Linked DNA regions of Homo sapiens: region 2 is linked to region 1. A link is an interaction called in ENCODE POLR2A ChIA-PET data of the cell type or tissue named here. Cell type or tissue: OCI-LY7. All regions are shown on one strand. Each heading gives the region's core, and the rest is flanking DNA. Links, peaks and the distances in the headings are about the cores only.

The links. Peaks named below come from ENCODE experiments on the same cell type or tissue, not always from the same donor. Only the 100,000 strongest peaks of a DNase experiment are listed, where the experiment ranks them.
Region 2: POLR2A ChIA-PET joins it to region 1 with 7 read pairs; 1 of 35 experiments calls an interaction of 5 or more read pairs at or near these places.

What each region holds. Positions count from the first base shown.
Region 1 is chr12:104,273,997-104,278,390 of GRCh38, reverse strand. The region is part of intron 3 of TXNRD1 (thioredoxin reductase 1); the gene reads right to left. All of the region lies in intron 1 of TXNRD1-AS1 (TXNRD1 antisense RNA 1), which reads left to right. Among named protein-coding and RNA genes, the nearest start is that of TXNRD1-AS1, 4.6 kb to the left of the region's middle. RefSeq lists enhancers at 2,272-2,441, 3,885-4,054. In OCI-LY7, for the core only: no CTCF peak of the experiment used is centred there; DNase peaks (open chromatin) are centred at 1,640 and 2,020; H3K4me3 peaks cover 1,175 bases; H3K27ac peaks cover 1,142 bases.
Region 2 is chr12:105,028,746-105,033,126 of GRCh38, reverse strand. It overlaps ALDH1L2 (aldehyde dehydrogenase 1 family member L2), which reads left to right. Exons shown (of 23, transcript NM_001034173.4): 20 at 1,193-1,358; 21 at 2,698-2,803. Among named protein-coding and RNA genes, the nearest start is that of NOPCHAP1, 45 kb to the right of the region's middle. In OCI-LY7, for the core only: no CTCF peak of the experiment used is centred there; a DNase peak (open chromatin) is centred at 1,826; H3K4me3 peaks cover 601 bases; H3K27ac peaks cover 853 bases.

The DNA of each region.
Region 1 (4,394 bases), core at 108-4,107:
GTCTCTACTAAAAACGCAAAAAATTAGCCAGGCTTGGGGGTGGGCGCCTGTAGTCCCAGCTACTCGGGAGGCTGAGGCAGGAAAAAGGCGTGGACCGGGGAGGTGGAGCTTGCAGTGAGCCGAGATCACGCCACTGCACTCCAGCCTGGGCGACAGAGCAAGACTCCGTCTCAAAAAAAAAAAAAAAAAAAAAAAAAAAAAGAATTTGATCAGAGGCCAGGCATGGTGGCTCACACCTGTAATCCCAGCACTTTGGGAGGCTGAGGCGGGTGGATCAGAAGGTCAGGAGATCAAGACCATCCCAGCTAACACGATGAAACCCCCTCTCTACTAAAAATACAAAAAAATTAGCCGGGCGTGGTTGTAGGCGCCTGTAGTCTCAGCTACTCGGGAGGGTGAGGCAGGAGAATGGAGTGAACCCGGGAGGCGGAGGTTGCAGTGAACCAAGATCACGCCACTGCACTCCAGCCTGGGTGACAGAGTGAGACTTCGTCTCAAAAAAAAAAAAAAAGAATCTTGCCAAAGGTCACAAACCAGGTAAGTGTTGGAGCTGGTATATAAATCCAACTGTGCCTACCTCCAAATCCATTGTTTGTCTTACAATTAAATAATATAGAGTGAGGAACAGGCTAAAAACCGGTAAAAACAACAAGTAAATCCGGTAAACTTGATTTGTAGGGACAAAAAAAAAACCCCGGTAACCTTCTGATAACAAACAAGGAAAATCATCCATGAATCATCCACCCTGAAAACTCTGGAATCTACTGAGGGGACTATGACCTGTAGTCATTCTGTCTTTATTTCTTTTGTTTATTTGTTTGTTTTTTGGAGACAGAATCTTGCTCTGTCATCCAGGCTGGAGTGCAGTGGCACAATCATAGCTCACCACAGCCTCAAACTCCTGGGTTTAAATGATCCTCATGCCTCAGCTTCCCAAGTAGCTGGCCAGAGGCACACACTACCGTGCCTGACTAATTTTTTTTTTTTTTTTGAGACAGAGTCTTACTTTGTTGCCCAGGCTGGAGTGCAGTGGCGCGATCTCAGCTCACTGCAAGCTCCGCCTCCCGGGTTCATGTCATTCTCCTGCCTCAGCCTCCCTAGTAGCTGGTACTATAGGCGCCCGCCACCACACCCAGCTAATTTTTTTTTTTTTTTGTATTTTTAGTAGAGACGGGGTTTCACCGCATTAGCCAGGATGGTCTTGATCTCCCGATCTTGTGATCCACCCGCCTCGGCCTCCCCAAGTGCTGGGATTACAGTCATGAGCCACCGCACCCGGCCTATGCTTCATTTAAAAAAATGTTTTGTAGAGACAGGGTCTCGCTTTGTTGCCCAGGCTGGTATCAAACTCCTGGGCTCAAGCAGTCCTCTCACCTCAGCCTCCCAAAGTGCTGGGATTATAGGCATGAGCCACTGTGCCCGGCTCCCATCTTTATTTCTTATATCAAGCTATATGAAAGACATCTGTTTACATGTCCCCACTCTTAGAACCATCACTTAATGAACACCTCTGTGCCAGGAACTTTACATGTTCTCAGTCATCTCAATAACCCTTTGGGATATATATTATTATCTCCATTTACAGATGAGTAACCCAAGTTTAAGTGACTGTCCCAAGAGCCGACAGCTAGTCCAGGATTTACGCCTGCATGCTCTTCACTCTCCACCACAGTATTATTTACTTGAGGGGTTGGTCTTTCTTACCCTGGCATCTGGCACAGTGCCTTTCCCATAATGGGCACTCACTCAAGCTTCAAATTCAACTGGCACTTCAGCAGGCTTTTGACTGTTAGTGAAGTGGAAAAGAGAAGAAAGGGAGTGTAAGGTGTTCTGGTAAACCAGTTCTGAGTGGTGGTGGGGAGGCCCTGATTTGTAGTATTTGCTAATTTCTGGAGTTGAATACTCCCACTTTGGCTAATTTCAAGCTACCAACCTACTTGCAAAATTCCTTGATGTTTAACAAGGGGTCTCTTGAGCTGGTACGAGCCAGCTCCAGCACACTGCCCAAAGGCTCAAGTCGTCAGGTACAAGTTACTTTCACTTCTCTGTCTTCTCTTCCCAGCAGCTCTCTATACTTACATGTCACTGCAACCTCAGAAGAATAAGGATTGTTCTACCTCTGCTAAAGCTCGCCTTTACCAGAGCACTACAACCTATAACCTATCCCAATTCCAAGTGGTCTTAGGGGACCCCACCTTTCTTCAACATCCTCTTCCTATCTTGTATTCAGGGCCGTTTAAGCCATTCCGCCTTCAAATGTGCCCAGGTCTCCTCTTTTGTAAATCTCTGGGCTAATCCCATAGCATCATCTGGCGTTCTACTAACAAGCAGTATAGCTCAATAGTTATAAGAGCCCGCAATGAAATCACGTAACCTGGCTTTTCTGCTGGCAAACTGTGTGCCCTTAGGCAACTTCTGTTACCTCTCTGTGCCTTTGTTTACTCATCTATAAAATGGTGATAAATACAGTATCTACACTTCATGTGGTGATTGTGGAAAACGAGATGAGTAAATAGATGTAAAGGATGTAAATAGATGTAAAAGACTCAATAGCTTAGTTATTATAATCATTATGTCCTCATGCATGGTATAAATCCATGATGACCTCAGTGTGGTTAGAAGTTTGGATTTTCCCCTTTTACAGGTTGGTCATTCACAGTAACTGTCAACAAAGCATTACAGTGGACACCGATCAAAACTTAACTCAAGGCTGGGTGCAGTGGCTCATGCCTGTAATCCCAGCATTTTGGGAGGCTAAGGCCGGTGGATTACCTGAGGTCAGGAGTTCGAGACCAGCCTGACCAACACGGAGAAACCCCTTCTCTACTAAAAATACAAAATTAGCCAGGCATGGTGGTGCATGCCTGTAATCCCAGCTACTCAGGAGGCTGAGGCAGGAGAATCGCTTGAACCTGGGAGGCAGAGGTTGCAGTGAGCCGAGATTGCACCATTGCACTCCAGCCTGGAGTAGCACATTCATTTTTTCATTTTACTTTTAATTAGCAAGCAGTCTGTGGCTAAGCATGCCATTTTCCGCAGTGCATATATTCTCATTACCCAGAGCTTGTCTTTTCTTGCCAGAAGAAGAAAAACATAATTTTCTTTTTTTTTTGAGATGGAGTTTGGCTCTTGTTGCCCAGGCTGGAGTGCAATGGTGCGATCTCAGCTCACTGCAACCTCTGCCTCCTGGGTTCAAGTGGTTCTCCTGCCTCAGCCACCCGAGTAGCTGGGATTACAGGCATGCGCCACCACACCTGGCTAGAAAAACATAATTTTCTTAAACAACTTGCTAAAAGGAGTGAAAGGAACATGAAAAACCTCTTTAAAAATTAGTGCCTGCATTCTGCATTACATGTACACACATGCGTAATATGCACATGCTAGTACATGCAGAATATTTCCCTTCTGCAATCCATTTGCTTTTGGTCGCTCAGTGTCCCATTTCAATCTTAGAGGAAAGAAAAAGTTTTCAGGTAGAAAACCACTGACCAGAAGTACCTCAAGAGGTACAGGCTCCATTCCAGTCAACTCTCAGATGTTTCATCTCATAAAAGTGCAGATCAACCACCCTCACCACCAGCCAAGGAGTTACATACTAATTAGTAGTGGTAAACAGCTATTAGAACCTAAGATGAAAGAAGTGCCATATAGCTTATTATTATTATTTTTTTTATTATTAATTTTTTTTTTTTGAGATGGAGTCTCACTCTGTTACCCAGGCTGGAGTGCAGTGGCATGATCTTGGCTCACTGCAACCTCTGCCTCCCGGGTTCAAGCAATTCTCCTGCCTCAGCCTACCGAGTAGCTGGGACTACAGGTGCACGCTGCCACGCCCAGCTAATTTTTTTTTGTATTTTATTAGAGACAGGGTTTCACCGTGTTGCCCAGGCTGTTCTCGAACTCCTGAACTCAGGCGATCCACCCGCCTCGGCCTCCCAAAGTGCTAGGATTACAGGCGTGAGCCACCGTGCCCGGCAGCTTATTATTATTAACCTCTAAATTCTTAAACACTATTAGATAGTTGATCTTGAGAAGAACATCCCCCTCTAATTTCTCTGAGAGCCAAAATCCCAGAAGCCCGAGACAGTTGATGGCTACCAGTCGTTAATGGAAAGCTATGGTCACTTCATGGAGCTGGGCCTGAAGGAGCCTTGGATCTTTCTAATGCTCTAGGCCCTGGTTTGAATTGAGAGTGACCTATGTCTCATTAAGAGGCATTCAGACCAATTTCTCCACCCCAAAGACAGATGAGAACCTTATAGTTCTCCACCAGTATATATCTGAATTCCTTTATCTATAGATTTTTTGTTTTTTGTTTGTTTTGTTTTGTTTTGTTTTTGAGATGGAGTCTCGCTCTGTCGCCCAGGCTGGAGTGCAGTGTCACTATCTCGGCT
Region 2 (4,381 bases), core at 1-4,000, 750 kb before region 1:
CCTGGGGAACGCACTAAGAGATTACGGCCAGGCCTAAATTCAAAGTCATGGACCTGCTGGGTTATAACTCCCATTCTTCTTACCAGAATTGGACTTAACATTAGAAGATGCAGAAGTAGGTTAAGATAACTGAGGAGTGGAAGAGATAATTACAAATACATGTCAGTGATGAACATCGTGCAGTAAAGATTATTTTTCGTCAGAGCATTCTAGTGGGTCATCTGGCATGGCTACACCAGGAGAATTTTACAAAGGCAGTCTGCCACATTTGAGGAGGAAAAAAAAAGATAACAATGTGACCATTTTAGAAATTCTCTTGCCATGAACAGTGTAAGTATGTGATATTAATAAACATTTCAGAACATTAGTTTGCTATTCTTAATGGATTAACATTTAGGATAATTTTCATATAGTGTATGTAGCTTATATTGTGCTAGTAGATAGTGGTTAAGGACTTGGGATTTCAAGTGGAAAAAAGTCTACAGTATTTAGTGGTTGGGTGCACTTACTTAACCCCTCTAGGCCTCAGTTTCTTCTTCTGAGAAGCTGAGGCGGGAGGATCACTTGAGCTTAGAAGTTCGAGGTTGCAGCTGGGCGCGGTGGCTCACGCCTGTAATCCCAGCACTTTGGGAGGCTGATGCGGGTGGATTGCCTGAGGTCAGGAGTTCGAGACCAACCTGACCAACATGGAGAAACCCCATCTCTACTAAAAATACAAAAATTAGCCGAGCGTGGTGGCAGACACCTGTAATCCCAGCTACTTGGGAGGCTAAGACATGAGAATAGCCGGACGCAGTGGCAGGCGCCTGTAATCCCAGCTACTCAGGAGGCTGAGACATGAGAACAGCTTGAACCCGGGAGGCAGAGGTTGCAGTGAGCCAAGATCACACCATTGTACTCCAGCCTGGGCAACAAAATAAGACTCCACCTCAAAAAAAAAAAAAAAAAAAAAGAAGTTCGAGGTTGCAGTGAGCCATGCCATGCCACTGTGATCCAGCATGGACGACAGAGTGACTAAGACCCTGTCTCCAAAAAGGAAAAAAAAAAAAAAACCAACCACCTACCTCCGGTGCTATTGTAAAGACTAAATGACAATACATCTATAAACACCTTAGTATAACACCTACCACTTGGTAGAAACTCCATTATTATTAACAGTGAATTGTGTTTTTATGGACTGGGTAACATACAGGTAGAAGAAATTAAAAAGATGAAAATTGGTGATCCACTTGACAGATCCACTGATCATGGGCCCCAAAATCATAAGGCTCATCTGGAAAAGCTGCTGCAATACTGTGAAACTGGAGTGAAAGAAGGGGCCACTTTGGTGTACGGGGGAAGACAAGTCCAAAGGCCAGGTAAGATCACCTCTGTGGGGGTTTACCGGGTGCCCGCCTTCTTCAGTTGGAATGGACAGCGACAGTTTAAGACCAGCCTGGCCAACATGGTGAAACTTCATCTCTACCAAAAATTAGCCCAGTGTGGTGGCACGCACCTGCTACTGGGGAGGCTGAGGCACAAGAATCACTTTAACCTAGGAGGCAGGTTAACGTGAGCGGAGGAGGCTGCAGTGAGCTGAGATCAAGCCACTGCACTCCAACTTGGGCAACAGACTGAGACTCTGTCTCAAACAAAACAAAACAAAATAAAACAAAGAAGGGGAGACAACTGGATAATATGTGTCTCCTGATGGAATAAAACGTGTAATACACAGTATCACCTATGAAGTGTTCCTGCCAAAAAAGCTTAAGCTGAATCTAATTATACCTTTAAGCCAAGCTTTCTATTCATAAGAACTGCAGTAGGGAGGGAGGAAGGAACAGGAAGTTATTTTTTAGTGGGTATAGAGTTTCAGTTTTATAAGCTGAAAATAGTTAATGAAAATGGATGGTGGTGAAGGTTGCATATTATGAATCTCATAACACTGAGCTGTACACTTAAAGATGGTTGTGATGGTAAATTTCAGTTATGTGTATTTTACCACAATAAAAGTCACTGGGAAAAAGAAGAAATACAAGAGATAGAGAAACAAATATCATCCAAAGGAAGCAATGATTAACCAGAAAGAAAGATAATGTATAAACAACTGACCCAGTCTCTTTAACATGACGATAGCATAAAAAATAAGGGGAAGACAAAATGGGGAAATGTTTTAGAGTAAAAGATCCTTAAGAAATCTAAACACCAAATACAATGTGTAGAAGAATTTGAATCCTAAATCAAACAAACCAACTGTGAAAAAGCTAATTTCTAGACATTAAGGAAATTAAAATATAAACTCTGAATAAAGAATACTTACTAATTTTGTTAAGCATGACACTGTATAGTGGTTATATAAGAAAATATCCTTATTTTTTACAGATGTGTACTGAAATACTGAGGTGTTAAAATTATGATATCTGGAATTTGCTTTAAAATATTTCAATGAGGAAAAGATAAATACAGCAAAATATGGATATTTATTTTACCATTCATTATACTGTTTTCTCTACCTTTACATAGGTTTGACATTTTCATAATAAAGACATTAAAAAATAAGAACCTGGGCATGCCAACACCAAATAGAGAAATGCAACTCTTCTTGGTTTTACTGGGCCAGAGGGAAAGAAAAAATTATAATGTAATTAAGTGAGAGGACTATTAATTGAAAATGACTTAACCTACAGTTGACATTTTTTCTTTGTTTTTTCCAAAAAGGCTTTTTCATGGAGCCGACCGTGTTCACAGATGTGGAAGACTACATGTACCTCGCCAAAGAGGAATCCTTTGGGCCTATTATGGTCATTTCTAAATTCCAAAATGGGTAGGTTCTTCAGACACAATGTAACTTAGGTTTTGACTAGATAAGTCATTTTTCCCCTTTGCCACTGTGCTATATACACAGCATAAGATTAATGAACATGTAATTTTCTACCATAAGAATAATTAACTTAAATAATTAGAAGTTACGCTTTTGCTAACCATCGTAGATCATAGTATATTTTTGCTTTTCAGCTTCAATTAATGGCCAACATAATGGGCTTTTAGCTGAATAAATTTTAGTTTTTCTGCACTTGACATTTGAGATGTCTGTGGAACAAAGTAAATAACTGAGAAATAACAAAACTGGTTTTCACATTTAAATTCCTAGGGTATGCATCTGTGAAATCTTATTTCCCTAGAGAAAGAGTGCTGTTATTATAGGGGATATTGCCCCCCAAAGCTTGATACTCAACTTTTCATGGAAATGTTCATAATCATCATATAATCAACTGTAAATGACATGCTGGCTTGTGATACTACATGAAACTTTGCAAAGAGTTCAGCTTATCGAAGAGGTCCAAGTGCTAACTGAGCTCATAAAACAATACTTAATAGAATGGGGTCTCATGGTATACTGCACAAAATTCTTCAGAATGGCTTTAGATTTATTTCAGCCAATGAGAACTTGAAAAAAAAATAAAGAATAGACTTTCTCGGTCTTTAATAGATATAGTATAAAAGACTTCAGGGGACTATAAGGTGTAGTGAGTAACCTTTGATATATCCATTCAAGGATGCATGCTATGCCATTTCTCATTATACATTCTCCCATGGTGGTGGTGTTAAATGTGCAGACATTAGAAGTCAGGTTTGAGGGAATCTACTGTAACATGGGTAAGTCACAGCCCCTGACCTTAAGGAGTTTATTATCTAACAGGGGAGACAGACAGAGATGACAGTTAGTCCACAGAGGGTCAGAGGCAGGATGGTGCAGTGGGTCAGAGGACCAACTCTGCCTCCTCTCCCCTCACTAACCCTCTGAGCTTGGGCCAGTTACTTAACCACTCTGCACCTCATGCCTGTAATCCCAACACTTTGCAAGGCCAAGGTCGGGGGACAGCTTGAGGCCAGGAGTTTGAGATCAGCCTGGGCAACAAAGACCCTGTCTCTACAAAAATTTTTTTTAAAAATTAGCTGGGCATGGTGGCATGTGCCTGTAGTCCCAGCTACTTCGGAGGCTAAGGTGGGAGGATCACTTGAGCCCAAGGAGATGGAGGCTGCAGTGAGCTATGATTGTGCCACTGCACTGCAGCCTAGGCGACAGAGCAATGCCTGGCCTCTAAAAAAAAAAAAAAAAAAATTTAAGCAGATGGCAGTAATGTTTTCCCGTTTCTAGCATAGACGGGAAAATTTTCAGAACATAAAATGAATCTTTTGCTTTACATTTAATGAAGTTTTATGTCTTCCTAAAAACATAGGGACATCAATAGAGCATTGCAGTGAGCAAATAATAGAGTATGGTTTGGTAACAATGTGTACCTCCTTAGGTCATTCTGAGTATTACTAAGTCAAGTATTTGCTGTTGCTGCTGCCATCAATATATGCTTGTCATTGCTGTAGACATAAACAATGTGCTATG